2 separate regions of the Homo sapiens genome follow, and region 1 is linked to region 2. A link is a loop called in an ENCODE intact Hi-C map of the cell type or tissue named here. Cell type or tissue: PC-3. All regions are shown on one strand.

Region 1 (4,000 bases), 100 kb before region 2:
ACCTATGTCAGCACTTGATATTTTCATCTTTGTTTCTTGCCAATCTAATAGATACATATTGGTATCTCATCATGGTTTTAATTTGCATTTACCCAACGACTAATGATGTTTAACATCTTTTAATGTGCTTATTTGACATTTTTTTTTTTTTTTTTTTTTTTTTTTGAGACGGAGTCTCGCTCTGTCGCCCAGGCTGGAGTGCAGTGGCGCGATCTCGGCTCACTGCAAGCTCCGCCTCCCGGGTTCACGCCATTCTCCTGCCTCAGCCTCCCGCGTAGCTGGGACTACAGGCGCCCGCCACCACGCCCGGCTAATTTTTTTGTGTTTTTTTAGTAGAGACGGGGTTTCACTGTGTTAGCCAGGATGGTCTCGATCTCCTGACCTCGTGATCCTCCCGCCTCGGCCTCCCAAAGTGCTGGGATTACAGGCATGAGCCACCGTGCCCGGCCTTATTTGACATTTTTATATCTCATTTGGTAAAGTGTTTAAATCTTTTGCCCATTTTTATATTCTTTTATTAAATTTTGAGAATTCCTATATTTTTGATTTAAGCTCTCTTTCAGATATGTGTTTTGGAAATATTTTTTTCCAGTCTGTGGATGGTTCTTTCATTTTCTTTACAGTGTCTGATGAACAAAAGTTTTAAATTTTGATAAAATTCAGTTTCAGCTTTTTCTTTTGTGTATCACGCTTTTTGTGTCGTGTCTTAGAAATCATTGCCTAACCCAAGGTCACGATTTTTTCCTGTATTTTCTTTTAGAAGTTTATAGATTGGTTTTTACATTGAAGTCTATGGTTGATATTAGGTGAATATTTATATACATATGGTATGAAGTATGAATCAAGATTCAGTCTTTTGTATATGGGTGTCCATTTGTTCCAGTATGATACTTTATTGCATTATCTTTGATATATTGTATTTTGATAAATAACATAAACCAGTAATCTGCATATATTGTCAAATGCTAGTTCATAAGCTTCTTTGGCTGGATTTGTTTTGTGTCACATGTGTAGCTAAGATAACAAACTATGCTTGAAGAGGATAATCGGTGCTTCTTAGGGCAGGTTGAATTTTCACATTTTTCTCCAATGTATCAGCACACATTCCACTTTATTTTGTGAGCTGACCCATTTAGAAGTCCTGACCTCCCTTAGAAAAAAAGCAAAACGTACTCTTTACTTTTGGGTTTGCTTAGTTTAAAGCTTTTCATAATTTTAAAACCAAAACTAGAATAAATTCCTAATTGATGGCTCTTTGGAATTTAGAATGCACTTTTGCATAGAAGTAATGTTTGTAAATGATGGTCATTCATAAAAGAAAAACTTCAGCATAATTAAATTTAAAGGAGTTTAATTGAGGAATGAGCAATTCGCAAATCAGGCAGCCTCCCGAGCCAGAGCAGGCTCTGAGACTCCAGCGCAGCTATGTAGGGGAAGAAGATTTATGGACAGAAAAGGGAAAGTGACATACAGAAAAGGGAAAGTGACGTACAGAAAATGGAAGTGAGGTACAGAAATAGCCAAATTGGTTACAGCTTGGCATTTGCCTTATTTGAACACCGTTGAAACAGTTGTCTACAGTTGATTGGCCAAAACTTGGTGATTGGCACAAATGTAGGCTACAGTTGGTTTACACTTCCACTTACTATAGTTCACAATGTACGGCAAAACCTTTAGGCCGAACTTAAAATATGTAAGGAGGTTTAGCTTTAGGCTAAGCTTGATTTAACATTACATACCCAGACTATCTTATAAATATTTGATTTATCTATCATGAAGAAGAAATACTATTTATAACAAGGATAAAACCAGCAAGTACATGGACCCCTGTGGAAGTTTTGATGAGAAATTACTGAAAAGATTTTAAGTATTATAGACACTGGTTCTTAAGTAGAACAAATTTAATCCCCAAGAATATGGCTTTCCTTTTTCTTGATACAGCAGCATGATTATTTTATGCATTACTCATGATGGTGTGGAGATGAGTGATAGTCATTAAATACTGATTATGTGCAATTAGATAAGGCTTTTCTTAAGTCATCTCATTCCTCTAAGAACTCTGTGAAGTAGCAAATTTATCTCCATTTTATGGATTTGAAAACTGACATTTAGAAAGGCCATACAATTTGCTCAACATCTCACAATTAATGCATTGGCTCTGGAATTAAAATTCAGTTCTGTCTGATTTCAGAGCTCACTATTCTCTGATGATTGGGTGAACATTTTGGCTAGTGAAATAAATGATGAAGGGAGAGAGATCCTCCTTCAAAGAGAGAGGATTGAGGAGAAAGGGAGTTAAAGGAGATGAGTGTATGTAAGTGAAAAAGGTTAAGGGAGAATTGAATGAACCCTGAGTGATGACTTAATAGAGGTAGATATATTCTGCCAAAAAGTCCTTGAAGAGGAATAAAAGAATAGGGTGTAGAAAAGGGAAGTCAAATAAAGGAGTTCTACCTTCTGACCACTAGGTGACACCATTGACAGAGAACACCTTGGCTGCTGTCTGGAGGTTGGTGGTGAGGGTGGTGGGGGGTGGTGCGTGAGGCAGGGAGCCAGGGAGAGACAGTGAAGAAGGTTTTAGGAGTAAGTTGCAGGTCATCCACATAAGGGACATTTGAAGCAGTCAGAAGTGATGTCAGTCACATGGAGAGTGCCTTATGGAGAAAGGCGTCCAAAGTGTATAGCCTGTTCAGGTGTCACTGTTGATCTTAATGTGAATCATTTCTATTTCTACCAAACACCAAGTAGGGAGGCAGTGTCAGTATAGGGATTAAGAGCAAGGAATCTGGAGCTTGGCTTTATAGGTCTGGAACCTGGCTCTGCCACCACCAACTCAGGCAAGTCACCCAATCTTTCTAAGCCTCAGTTCCTTTCTCTGTAAAAGGGATATAACAATATCTACCTCAAAGAGATGCTGTGCAGATTAAATGAAATGATAAATGTAAAGCACTTGGTATGGTGCCTTCCCCAAAACATACTTGTTTAATGCTGTCATTATTGTTAGGTAGAATTTTTTTTTTAAAAAGACAGCTAAATTAAAATTAAAATGAATGAATTAATACATTTCCAGAACAGTAAGAGACAGGTTTTTTAGTTCAGATAATGCAATTTCTTTTGCTTTTGTTGATTGTACACAAAACACTATCAGTTTAGAGGAGCACTGCATTTTAACTTCTTATATGCTTTTTAATTTCTTAATTGAAAAAAGCTCTATTCTTGCATATTTTGCTAAGAGATCACATAAATATTGTAGCATTCATGGTCAACTCTAGGCAAAATTTCAAGATGGTGAAATTCATCCTTGATGCGTTCTCAGCTCTCAATTCCATCTTTGTGCCCTTCAGTCTCTCTTCCCCACCTCCATTCTTCTCAACCTTCCTTTCTCTTCTCCTAATATTTCTAATGATCTTAATCTGCTCTTCAGCTACCACTGACCACTCTAAGAAACACCCCAGAAATGCGTTTCCTCTCGTGTCTTCCCAATCCAAAACTTTAAAGTTACTTCTTTCTTGTTCACCTCATTCCCCACAGACTCCAACTCAGTCAATCCTTCTATTTTTGGAGATCAAAAACTGGATTTGACTAACTAATAATAAATAGAGAACGAACAGATATTTTTACCATCCCCAGGAGTGTTCACATTTTGTGAAGACTTTTTAACTGAGATAAACCTGTAGCAGATTGTGTGTCAAGCCATATGAGAAACTTAAATGAAGAGTTTTGGGTATTCTGAAGGAGGGCTTAGGAATGGAGTGACTTTCCTTAAGGTGGCCCTAAGCACTAAGGTGGCCACCAAGGAAATACAGATCATTGAAAATTCCCCAAAACTCAGAGATTTTCATTTACTCAGTAATTTAAAATTCTTGCTAAGCTTTTTGAAAGTGTTGTTTGCAATTGGAAAAATTCTCTTTAATTGCTTTGTCTCTCTTATTTTACAGTGTCTCAACACTATTAGTGTGGCAGAAGCCCCTGGTTACTTTCCCATAGCCATTCTCCTTTC
Region 2 (4,000 bases):
TTATTTCCAACAATACCTTGCTTTATCTATTCAGTCTGAAAAATGCTTCCTGTAGCTACTTATTAGCAGGGAGCGACTTCTCTCTTTTTTTTCTGTGCACTCTCATAGTGTGAGATTTTTTTCTTGTAATAAAAAATATATAGAGAAGAGAAGACTTTTCCCTCTGAATTGTTTCCAGATTGAAGTGAAAATGGAGTCTCCCATTGTTGGAAGCACAGCTGCTGCCACATGTTCTGTGTCTGCTCCTGTGTCCTCACTGATGGGAGGGGCTTACTGGTATCATGTTTAGCCATTTTCATGCCGTGTTGTGAGCTGGCTTGGTTCTCTCCCCTCACGGCCCCTACAAAATCAGTCACTCCATGGCCTGGTGAGACCTGGGTGGATTGATGGGACACGTGTGATTCGAGGATAGCCTAGGCTTGCTGATGGCCACCAGCAGTGGCGTCTGGGTGGGAAAGATGAGACACACACACTCTCTCTCTCTGTCTCTTAGCTCTCCTGTTGAAATTTAGAATTGGGGAAATTCAGAGACTGGGCAGGTTAGCTTTGGAAACTGATTTGAAAGGCCACAAAGTAGACTTGGAACTAGGACAGCAATGACAGGCTGAAATTATGAGGATGAAGATCAAGAGAATAGGGAGAACAAAGCAGTGATGCACTGAGAAGGTGTGAGTAGTGCTCCATGCAGTTCGTGAGAAAAAGGAAGAAAGACAGACAGACACACACACACGCATACAAGTTTATACACAGACTCACACAAAAGCCACCTCAGTTCCTGACTGCTTTCGCTTCCAATTTCGGTTTACCCATGTCTCTTATCTTGGGGCACCTTGAATGAACTGCCTCTGCCCCTTATGGCCAAATGAGCCTTGACAACATCAGTGAAGCCTGATGAACTTATGTTGAATATTGTGACACTATGGATAATAGTATTACAGAAACCAAGATAAGTTAACTGGAGGATATCCAATGTAATTGTTACCCTCCCACTACCATTTCCCAATCATAAAAATGTCTTGTGAATGCCTTGACTACATGTCTGTAGTTGAAAAACTGAATGTCTGTAGTTGAAAAACCACTGGAAATTGTTTTCTTCCTTGTTACCAATGTCCATAAAAAAATCAGATGCCACTAATATCAGAACTCAGAAGTCCTTATTATATAGTCCTTTATTATTAATTCATTTTAATGAATACGGAACTAAAAAGTTGTTATGTGTGATATAAAAATAAGCTATAATGAAGTTTTGTGCTGAATATATGATCTGGAAACCACTAGACATTTGTGTTTCATTCGCATAGCGTGCTGGTTGCCATTAAATTACTCTTGGTAGGGAATGCCATGTTCTGATGGCAGCTGAATGTAGAACTCTATCTTCTTTATGGTAAAGGGGAAGAAGTGTGTTTGAGAGCATTTACATGTATATCTTACTCTTCATTTGTGTGGTTGCTTCTCTTGGTAGAATATGGTTTGGCAAGGGGCTATCATAAAACTTTTATTTTGGCAAGTGTAAGATATCACTCATAAGTAAGGCAGATCTTCCCAAACAAGTTGCTATATAAAATTTAAAGCATCAGTGTTCATTCACATATTTCTCCTATGCAGTATGTTTATCCTCTTTTGTTAGCTTTCCATGCTTTTGTCATCATTTTTCTTTCCTTCTTCTGTCTTCTCTTCAGCTGTTCTAGAAGTAGTGGATGACTTAGATCAGGGTGCAACATAATGTCATCTGTAAATATATGAAGGTAAATATCTCCTGGGGATACACTTCATGTGGTCCAGTGGATAACAGACATTCATGTGTGTTATTAATATCCATGTATTTGGCCATCTTTAGTCTATAGTCTCTACTCAGCCCCTCTAACACACACACACACACACGCACCAACCTAGTTTTAATTGAGCTAGAAACTGCATTGTTTGTTCAGGCAATGAAAAGGAAAAAGTTCTTAGGGTAGGGTAATTCTAATGGTAAATTTTTTTCCTTTAGAATTTTTAACTGCACTAGGCACACTGAATTCAGTGCTAGAGGCAGCCATTGTACTGTGAGGAGATATTATTTGTCTCATTAGCACTATGGGAATGCCATGAAAGGGTCCATGACCCAGAACCCATCTTGCTTTAATAATGGCTTCACACTCATAAAAGATTTTTAATGGCTACATGAGACATATATAAATATTAAATGCCATTCCTCTTTGTTGATTCACAAGCCCCAATGAATAGGACTCCTTCGTGGCTTCCAAAGTTGAAGAAATGTGCCTGGCTTCTCACGCCAATGAGTGAAGCAAACAAACCCACAAACGGAAACACCTCAACTGTGCCCTGCTAACCCATTTGTAAACCTGAGAACACTGCGAGTCTTTAGCTCTTGTTGGCTGCCTTGCGTTCTCTGACTCGGAAACAAAATTTCTGTCTGTTGTATACCTGTTCCAAATCCTGCTCTAGGAGAATTAGGAAAACATGGTCACATATGTGTAACGAGACATTTTTCCCAAATGTAACTTTATGGTTTTCATCAAAACTTAGTTCATTTGCTTTGGTCCCCCGGCCACAGCATTGCAACTCCAGAGATGGACTATACCCCTATGCAAAAGAGCATTTTGTGCGTATATTTAAATTTGGATAGACCAGCGCTCACAGTTCATCTGTATACTTAGATTTCGGTAAGAACTCAGGATCCTGGTGATGCCATTGCTCTTTTCCCAAGGCCTTGTGCTGGAGTGTAACATTACATGAAAATCGGTGCTGTTTGTTTAATCAGAGTCCCCCCAAGGTTAGCACCTGCCATCCTACTGCCTAATTGTATGATGATCCTGTGTGGATGACAAGACCCCAAAGAACTGTATTTGCCATATTTTTCTTGCCTTCCGATGTGGATGTCAGGTCTATACCATTTAAAGATGCCTTTATTTACGAAAGGGAAATTGAGTTACAGACTTCCTGTTGTGAGTAGAGCTGCCTGGGGAAAATGATGGTAGAAAGGTGTTCTCAAGGAGAGAGCCAGAATATGTGAGCCCAGAAGCACTTGGGGTTTGGCAAACTTTATATTCTTTTTTTTAATATTTGGGGTTCAGCAGAGCCAAAAATGTATTTTGCTCAAAGTACCATTTTCCTTTCATTTTCCAAAACCGTGTATATTCTAGGGAAATTTAATCCGTGTATTTTGGAATCATTTAACTCTCATTCATCAAAATATTGCATGGTAAACACTAGATCTGGGTTCAAGAAATCTCTTGAGCTCTTTGATAAGCAATTTTTTTTCTTTGAACCTGGAAGTAAAAATTCTCTTTGAATGAACCCAGAGAAGTACAGAGCATACTTCTCAGATTATCTCCCAGACAGAGTGGGGAGCTTTCCATGTGTCTACTATAAAGCAATGATGGGAACAAGGCTTTCTGGGGGCAAGGCCTTCAGAAACAGACCTTGGACATATATGGGCTTTTCCATTGAGGACTTCTAGCACCCCATTTAGCTCAGTCAGACTTAGATCTTTTCTGTTGCAACAACAGCCCCAAGTTAGTTCCAGCCCGTGTCTTCTGAAGTGCTTCTGAACCCTACAATCTTGTCTTTATTTAAAATTATATTTTGCTCAACCTGGGGTTTTATACATTAAATTTTCCTTTGAAGTACGGTATTGAAATATTATTTGATTACTGAGTTTTTTGGTGCCCTCTTAAGTTTTGTGCCTGAAGTCCATGCCTCATTGGCTTTGCACCTGGGCAGCCCCCTCTTCTTCCTGCTGTGGCTCACTCCATCTGAGGCATACCAGTGTGCAGAATGGGAGGAGCATGGCAGTTGAGAAACTCTGCTCAAGCCTACTTCTGAGTTTGGTTCAACCAGGCTTTCTCTGCTTGGGGACCAGATGGCCTGTACCCAGTGTGTCTACTCACGTGCCCCTTCTCCCATATGTCTCAGTTAGTGCTGAGGCCATGGAGTTTGCAATTTTTCTTTGGTCAGGAGGTTGTCTGTACAGTGCAGAATAAGAATAGAATAAAGG

Evidence for each region. Peaks named below come from ENCODE experiments on the same cell type or tissue, not always from the same donor. Only the 100,000 strongest peaks of a DNase experiment are listed, where the experiment ranks them.
Region 1: a loop joins it to region 2, with 5 times the contacts of the local background. A loop is called at or near these places in 17 of 110 quality-filtered maps.

Annotation. Positions count from the first base shown.
Region 1 is chr14:53,429,994-53,433,993 of GRCh38, forward strand. The region is part of intron 2 of LOC105370504 (a long non-coding RNA gene); the gene reads left to right. Among named protein-coding and RNA genes, the nearest start is that of DDHD1-DT, 280 kb to the left of the region's middle. In PC-3, CTCF peaks have their summits at 2,464 (motif pointing right) and 2,668; a DNase peak (open chromatin) is centred at 2,498.
Region 2 is chr14:53,532,793-53,536,792 of GRCh38, forward strand. All of the region lies in intron 2 of LOC105370504 (a long non-coding RNA gene), which reads left to right. Among named protein-coding and RNA genes, the nearest start is that of LINC02331, 320 kb to the right of the region's middle. In PC-3, no CTCF peak of the experiment used is centred here; a DNase peak (open chromatin) is centred at 2,269; H3K27ac peaks cover 3,078 bases.